3 separate regions of the Homo sapiens genome follow, and all the other regions are linked to region 3. The links are chromatin loops, found by intact Hi-C in ENCODE. Cell type or tissue: endothelial cell of umbilical vein. All regions are shown on one strand.

Region 1 (2,500 bases), 51 kb after region 3:
ACTGCCCTTTTAGGGGAGGACCTGGCGTAGGGACAGAGGCCTGTGCCCTGCCTGTGGCCTCACTGCTGCTGAGGAGTGCTGGGCACCAGAACTCTGGTGTGAGGAGCTGCTGTGTGGGGACGCAGGGTCTCTGTAGGCTCTGGACAGGTGGGTGTCCAGGTGCCGGGGGCCCGGGAGCCCTTCCCCCAACATAGTGGAGGCTGAGGCTCTGCCCTCCCAGCTCCTGCAGGGGTCAGCAGGAAATCTTGGCCCTGGACCCCAGGGACTGCCCTGGCTCTGCTCACTCCTCAGGAGAGGCAGGGTCCTCTCTTGCCTCCCCCCAGCTTCCTCATCACCCCAAGCTAGTGCTCCAACCCCCGGCCTCCCAAATTTGGGCCTTTCCCTCCTTCCTCTGGTATCCATCCCCTCCCGGACTCCCCCTCCTCTATGTCAACTCAGGCCTCTCTCTGGATGGACCTTGCTGGGCCAAGAGCCAACAGCCAGGAGAAGGTTGTGGGGGCTGGGGGATGGGAGCTGCTTCTCAGAGCCCCTGGTATGGCCCATGCCTACCCCCGGGCTCTCAGCCAGGGTGGGTTCCACCTGGGGCTGCACCCACAGCAGGTGGAGAGGCTGTGGTGGGCCCTGGGTTTCTGACCCAGCTATGCCTGGGGCCAGACGGCACCCAGCAGTAAGGCGGTGTGACCAGTTGGCTGAGTGCCTGCCTATCGCCCAGGCTGCCTCATTCCCCTCATTTGTTAACTCCTTATCTCCCCAGCCCAGGCCTTTGGGGGAACTGGACAAACAGGAACTGAGTGCTCTCTGCTCAAACAAGGGTGGGCCGGCTGGGGGAGGAGGCCTGGGTCTTTGGGCTCCCACCTGCCTCTTCCCTCTGCCATCAGCCTCCACCCCTGTGCGCTTGTGGGACCCTTTTGCCCCGGTCACTGTGATGCCCTGGGGGCCAGACCCAGCTACACACCCAGGTGTCAGCCTTTATCACCCTGGTTGGGGAGGCACGTGGGGAGCTGGCACTGGCTGTGCTGCATAGCTCGTCCCTAGACTGAGTCTGCCCTGCCCACTCCCCCTTTTCCTCTGGCTGCAGATCTGAGGCAGAGCATTCAAAGGCTCTGCTGGGAACCGGAAGGACGGATGTGATGCATTGAGACCCACCCTGCTCTGGAGCCAGAGGCTGCTCCCTGCCTGTTCCCCAGCCCAGGGCCAGGCAGGCTGTGAACGAGCTCAAGCCTGGAAGGTGCTTCTGTAGACCTTGGTCTTCCTGTACCCCCAGGAAGGCAGAGTGGTCACCTCAGAAGCCCAACACCAGTGACTGGAGGTGGCAGTATCAAGAAGGCAGTATAAACCGCCAGGGGGTGGAATGACAGCAGCTCAGGTGGCTCCTCCAGACCTGGCTCTGGAACGATGCTGGGGTCTCCCCTCCATGCTCTTCCCACGTGGGTCTTCCAGGAAGGTGCCGGGGATGTGGAAGGTCAGATTCGGGTGTCATGCTACCAGGGAGCTACAAATTCTTAGGCAAGCCACTTAGCTTTCAGCTTTCCTGAGCCTGTTTCCTCAACTAGAGATGGTAAGAATGAAATCTCTCACAGGGCCCAGTGCAGTATGGGCTCCAGCTCAAAACTGGAGGCCCCCAGCCTGGGTGACAGGGACCCTTGTCCTGCGGCCACACCTGGGTGCCACCCTCCCCGGTGGGGCTGCACTCACCGTCGATGATCTCCTCCTTCACCTTGTGGAGCTCTCTCACCACCTCCTCTAGGATCTCCTGTTGGGAGAGGAGTGTCCAGGTGAAGGGACAGGCAGTGGAGACGGAAAAGCCGGCCTGGGCTGGGCCATGTCCAAAGGGCTTGGGGTCTCCTGGGCCTCTCCAGAGTTGCATCTGTCACCCTTGTCTCCTCGTGGCCCCCTTCCCACGCTGAGGGGGGACGGCATGGGAGGCCTGGGAAAATCCTGCTGCCACCTCCCTCAGGTAGACGCCACTGAAACTAAGGGCTTCCTCGGGGCAGAAAGCCCCAGAGGCAGGCCTGAGGGAGGTGCCCAGAAAGGTTGAGGGACATCCTAGTTCTGGTGATGGCAGGGGCTGGGGACAAAGGACAGGCTTGGGCACCCCCTTTCTGCCGTGGCTGCTCCCTGACTGGCCTTTTGGCAGCTACATGTGGGCCCCCAGGGCCTGCCTGGCCATGCTGGTCAGAGACGGTCCCCCGCCTGCTGGCTGCCCTCAGCCTCTTGAGGGAAGGGCACAGGGCATGCTCACCTGCTTCATCCGGTCCAAGTCGAAGGCATCCAGGGCCATGTCATTCACGCTCCCAGCAGGCTTCATCCTGGGAGAGAAAGGGCCTGTGGGTGCCCTGGCTGGAGACAGGTGTGGGGGAAAGCTGGCTGTGCAGAGGCCCCGCTCAGGCTGGGCCCACCTGCTCCCCTCGCTCCATAGAGGCTGCTTGCTTCAGACTCTGGCCACCTCAGACTGCCTGAGAAGGATTTAACGCCCGTCTCCACCTCAAGAGGTCTCCAT
Region 2 (2,500 bases), 460 kb after region 3:
GTCTGGGCAGATGTGAATTTAGTCACTCCAACTGACTGGACCAGCATAAGGCGCTCGGTGCCCGCTCAGCCAGGACTGCCAGGAGGGGCCGGCTCAGGCTTCTGCCAAGTCCCATCCAGAACCTTCCCAGGTGGGCAGCTAATTGCTGGGACACAGGGCATGGTCCTCTGTCTACCCACATTGGCTGTCACTGAAGCCCAGCAGAGCCACCGCCTCCAGCCCCAGCACCCAGAGCACAGAGGAAGAAAACCTCCCACCTGGCCATAGCTGGGCCAAGGCTCTCACCCCACACCCGGCAGCCCAAGGTTCCTGAAGCCACCCCCAACCCAGCCTAGGCTCCTAGGCACCCTAGAGGGCTGGGCCAGCTCAGGGTCTCCAGCCGCAGGTCGCTAGGGCAGAGGGCAGGGAGGTTTCCAAAGGTTTTCAGAGTTCAGCAGCTCAGCCCTGGGTAAGCTAGTGCCTGGGGAAGGCGGGCCCCCAGGAATGTGCAGGCTGGAAGCCTCCTGCCGGGACGCGAGCGTAGATCAAACACGTCCAGGTTTACAGAGAAGGGGACAGGCTCAGAAAAGGCTGCCACTGGCCGAGGTCACAAGAGAGGGAGTGGCAGGGCAGGGCGGGGCCCGCAGTCTCTGGAGCCGCTTAGTGAGGGCATCCCCCGGGCCTCCCCGGTGGCAGCAGCAGCCTGCACCCCGCCCGAGCCCCCCGACCCCACGCACTTCCCGCCAGAGCTGCGCGTTCCCGCCCGGCGCGCCTCCCGGCCGGCCTGCCAGCGCCCCAGACCCAGGCCCGGCTCCCGGCGAGGCCTGCGGACCCACCCGCCAAGCGACCGCTACACCCGCCCGGGGGGCCGTGCCTGCGCCCCCAGCAGCTGCCAGACCTCACCGCGCCTCGGGAGCCCCATCTGTGAAATGGGGGTGGCTATCCCACCCCTACGCCGTGGCCAGAGCTTGCCACTGCCGACCCCCGGCCTCCCCGCTGACCCCGCTTCCGGGAGCGGGGCTGGCGTCCCCTCGGCCCACCCACTCCGCGCCTCGGGACCCTCCGCGCCTGGGGCCGGCGCCGCCCGCTCGGCCTGGGCGGGAGGGCGAGCCCGAGCTCTGCGCCAGCGCGCCACCGTGCGGGTCTTCCGGGGACTGCGCCGCCTTGCCTGCAGAAAAGCCCTCCCTTCCCTGCAGGTGACAATGACCAGACTCACAGTGCCAGAGCCCGACCCTCGTGTGGACACTAATTCCCCTCCAACCCTAGGAAGTGGGTCCTATTATTTGTCCTCCCTTACAGATGGGGAAACTGAGGCCCAGGCAGGTGGGGGCAGGATTTGACCCCAGGTAGCCTTGCTGCACAGCCTTGGGTTTAATCCTATCCATCTTGCCTGGGTCCCGGGGGTCAGCTTCACCTGGACTGGCGGCACCGGCCCATGCACATTGGGATCTACTGGGAGACTTAAAAAGAAAACAGTTGGGCCAGGCGCGGTGGCTCACGCCTGTAATCCCAACACTTTGGGAGGCCTAGGAGGGTGGATCATCTGAGGTCAGGAGTTCGAGACCAGCCTGGCCAACATGGTAAAACCCCGTCTCTACTAAAAAAATATATTAAATACAAAAATTAGCTGGGCGTCATGGCACATGCCTGTAATCCCAGCTACTCCAGAGGCTGAGGAACCCAGGAGGCGGAGGTTGCAGTGAGCAGAGATTGTGCCACTGCACTCCAGCCTGGGCAACAAGAGTAAAACTACATCTCAAAAAAGAAAAAAGAAAAAGAAGAGTTTCTGGGCCCCACCCCAGAGGCTGATTCACCTGGCCCAGGTGGCTTCCCCATGCAGCATGGACTGAGAGCCACCTGCCCCTCACAGAAAGCCCAGTCTATGGAAGAGGAAGTGGCTCAGAAAGGAAGGGCAGGATGGCCCCACCGGCAGTGACAGTGGGGCTGGGGGGTTCTGGCTCTGCACTTCCCAGCCATCTGGGATTCCTGGGGCGTGCAGAAGACAAGCCCAGGCCTGCAGGGATAGGGCATGCTGAGCCTGTGGAAGGCCACTGGATGCAAAGGGCCATGGGTTCAAGTGCTGACTCCACTATGGCCCAGCTGTGGCTCTGGCCTGGACTTCCCCATCTGTGAAATGGGGCATAGTTGGCTCCTGTTTCCTGGCAGGATTTGAAGAAATCATGGTGTGAAGGCTCAGGCTCAGCAACAGACAGATATTTGCCAAATCAGGGGATGGTCAAGCCGGGAACTTGAAGTCTCTGGAGGGAGCCGATCCCTCCAGGCCCCTCCAGACAATGCTGGGTTGCATTGCTGCAGTACTGAGGCTTGGTGGCCTGTGGCCCTTTTAGATGGACTGTGAAGGAGGTGCTGTACTGTGGGGACTAGGCCCAGCCACAGCAGGAGGCAGAGGGCATGGACTGTGGGAAGCGTGGGCAGGTGTGTGGGTACTGGTGAACCTCAGAGACTCAGAGAAGGGCTGCAGAGGGCGGAGTGGGGGGCACAGCAGAGCAGGTCGGGGAAC
Region 3 (2,500 bases):
AATTCAGGTCTCAGTAGCTGATGATCCTCAGCACAAATGGTGGGGCCAGTGCTGAGAAGTACATGGAGTCTGGAAAGTAAGGCCTGGTCTTGGCAATGTGGTGGAGGTGGGGCTGGATGGACCCTGGAGAGAGCAGCATGTGAAAGGCCCAGATGCATGGCCTGGGAGCTGACATGGGTCAGTGTAGCTGGAGAATAGAGCACAGGGTGGGAGAACCAGGAGGTTGCAGCCAGAGATGGGCAGAGGTGGAAGCAGGGCTTTGAAGGGCCTTGCAGGTTGCCATTGGCCCTGATGTCAGGGTAGCAGTGAAGGCCTGTGGCCATCACAAATGCCTGTCTATGCTCACCTTTCCCCTCCGCTTGCCTTCCCACCCCCACCCCCACCCCCGCCCCCGCAGGCGCTGACTCTCCCTTCCAGGGCCCTGCCCATCAGTTTTCACCAGCAGAGCTTCAGGCGCAAGGCTGCCTGGTATGAGGGTGCCCTCAGCTCCCCAGGCCTGTCCCCAAACAGTCCAGCTGGGGGACCCAGACAGTCATTCAGCCTCTAGGGGCCTCCACTGACTCCCCAGGAACAAAAGAGCCTTTGTGCCTCCCTCCCAGGGCTGCCATGGGCCTGAACATCAAGTAGCCTCTAAAGTACCTGGCAGGGGGCCTGGTACTCAGATGATGCCCAGGGATGTTACTTCCTAGCTATCGTCCCGCTCCTTGGTTTATATTAACACACAGGTATTAACGTGCCTTCTGTGAGCCACTCCTGCTTACTGGGGAGATACAGAGATGAAAAGTCAGTGGGTGTAGACAAGCAGATGGCAGCCCAGTGTGGGGTGGTCGGTGCCAGTAGGAGGAAGATGCACAGGGTATGAAGAAGCCCCAGAAGGCCCTTAACCCAACCCCAGCCGGGATTGCAAAGAACAGTCGGAGCAAGCGAGGGGGAGAGGAAGGGGGGAAAGGTCGTTCTGAGCAGAGGGCACAGCCTGGGTGAGTCTAGGCCGGCAAGGAGCACGTGGCAGGCCAGGGGGCCTGGCGGGAGGTCTGGCAAAGATTTGTGCCTTTATCCCCAAAAAGCCACTCCGGGGTGTGAAACACCGCCGCTAGGTGGAGAAGGGAGGCGAGAGCAGCGGCTCCAAGGCACCTGGGCGAAAGAGCGGAAGCGGCGCCGCTCAGGTCTCCGGCCCCGCCCTCTGGCCGAGGTGTCAGGCCTGACGCCCCGCCCACAGCTCGCTGAAGGGCTACGGGACGCGCGGGATGGGACTTTGCCTCCCTCGCTGGTTGGCCCGAGCCGAGGACACATGACACAGAGCGGCCAATCCCCGCGCCTCAGGGACCCATGCCCACTATTTCCGAGCCCGGCCCGCCTGATTGTCCCGCGCGGGAGCCGCAGGGAGACTGGTCGGCAGGGGGCGACAAAGGGCAACTTGAGCCGCCGGGACGCGGTTGTGGAGGCCCCAGGGCTGCCGGGCAGTAGCGATTTCCGGGACGGCCGGGCGGCCAAGTTCGGTGACCTTTCTATGGCGTGTGCGGTCGCCGAGGCCGCCCCGCGTCTGACATCCCCGGGGCAGTGGGCTCTCCTCGTGTGGCCTGGCGCGTGATTGCTGGCCCACCCCACTCTGCCAGGCCTCAGTTCCTAGTCTCTGAGGGTCTGGGCTTCTGCAGGGACGTAGGAGTTACAAAATGCCCCCTCCGCCCATGTCCCCCCATTTTTTGAGGTCTTGACCTCTACCTCCCAGAGCTCACGCTGCCTCCTCCAGGAAGCTTGTCCCGGAGCCCTGGGACGAGACTCGAGCCCCACCCCTGACCCCCGTGCTCTCGGGCCCACAAACAGGTCCCTGGGCCTTGACGCATGGCCATCTGGGGACCCCTGTCCCAGAACGCAGAGCCTGGGCAGAGCCCCCTCCCCAGCCATGGCCCCAGGTTCGTTGGGGGTCCTGAGGCTGGTAAAGGCCGCCTTTCGTCAGGCTGAGACCGTGAACTTGGCACGGGCCATCACCACCGACAGCTGACTAGTAGGAGATGCAAAGGGAGAGGACCCTGCCGAGGCCTGAGGTCCCCGTGAGGCGCGGGGGCTGGGGAGCCGAGAAGCCGACCTTGATGGAAGGCCGACCTTGATTAATTAAGGTATCTGGCAGAAGAAATTTATTTCTTTATCTTTTTTTTCTTTTCTTTTTTTTTTTCCCCTGACTTCTCCCACCCCGCCCTGAGCCCATCCGCATCTGGACTTAAGCCCTAGACCACTTCGGAAGTGGGTGGGTGGTGGGGGGAGGGGGGTGGTGATCATTTGCCAAGACATGTACAAAACAAAGTTTCTGGAAACAGGCTCTTCCAGAATTCAGCAGAGCCTGCTGGGAAGGCCACTCACCCCCTCGGGAACAAGGGTTTTGCCAAAAACACTGGACATGGAATTAAGCCTTACCGATTTATCTTGGTGATAGCCTCTCCCAGAGAAGGTCAGCTCTAAAAGGGAAGAAAAGTCTGTCCCCAGTTATAATTCTTTTTTTTCCTTT

The links. A loop is a pair of places that touch in the nucleus more often than their neighbours do. Peaks named below come from ENCODE experiments on the same cell type or tissue, not always from the same donor. Only the 100,000 strongest peaks of a DNase experiment are listed, where the experiment ranks them.
Region 1: it touches region 3 in a loop (5-fold over the local background); 18 of 110 quality-filtered maps call a loop at or near these places.
Region 2: it touches region 3 in a loop (10-fold over the local background); 2 of 110 quality-filtered maps call a loop at or near these places.

What each region holds. Positions count from the first base shown.
Region 1 is chr14:100,140,989-100,143,488 of GRCh38, reverse strand. It overlaps EVL (Enah/Vasp-like), which reads right to left. Exons shown (of 14, transcript NM_016337.3): 12 at 2,243-2,309; 13 at 1,696-1,753. Among named protein-coding and RNA genes, the nearest start is that of DEGS2, 17 kb to the left of the region's middle. In endothelial cell of umbilical vein, no CTCF peak of the experiment used is centred here; DNase peaks (open chromatin) are centred at 738 and 1,078; H3K4me3 peaks cover 269 bases; H3K27ac peaks cover 2,500 bases.
Region 2 is chr14:99,728,748-99,731,247 of GRCh38, reverse strand. No RefSeq gene overlaps it. Among named protein-coding and RNA genes, the nearest start is that of CYP46A1, 46 kb to the right of the region's middle. RefSeq lists a silencer at 1,008-1,127. In endothelial cell of umbilical vein, a CTCF peak has its summit at 1,138; a DNase peak (open chromatin) is centred at 1,117; H3K4me3 peaks cover 686 bases; H3K27ac peaks cover 465 bases.
Region 3 is chr14:100,191,845-100,194,344 of GRCh38, reverse strand. No RefSeq gene overlaps it. Among named protein-coding and RNA genes, the nearest start is that of DEGS2, 33 kb to the right of the region's middle. RefSeq lists silencers at 484-573, 1,164-1,483. In endothelial cell of umbilical vein, CTCF peaks have their summits at 1,179 and 1,380 (motif pointing right); a DNase peak (open chromatin) is centred at 1,314; H3K4me3 peaks cover 649 bases; H3K27ac peaks cover 498 bases.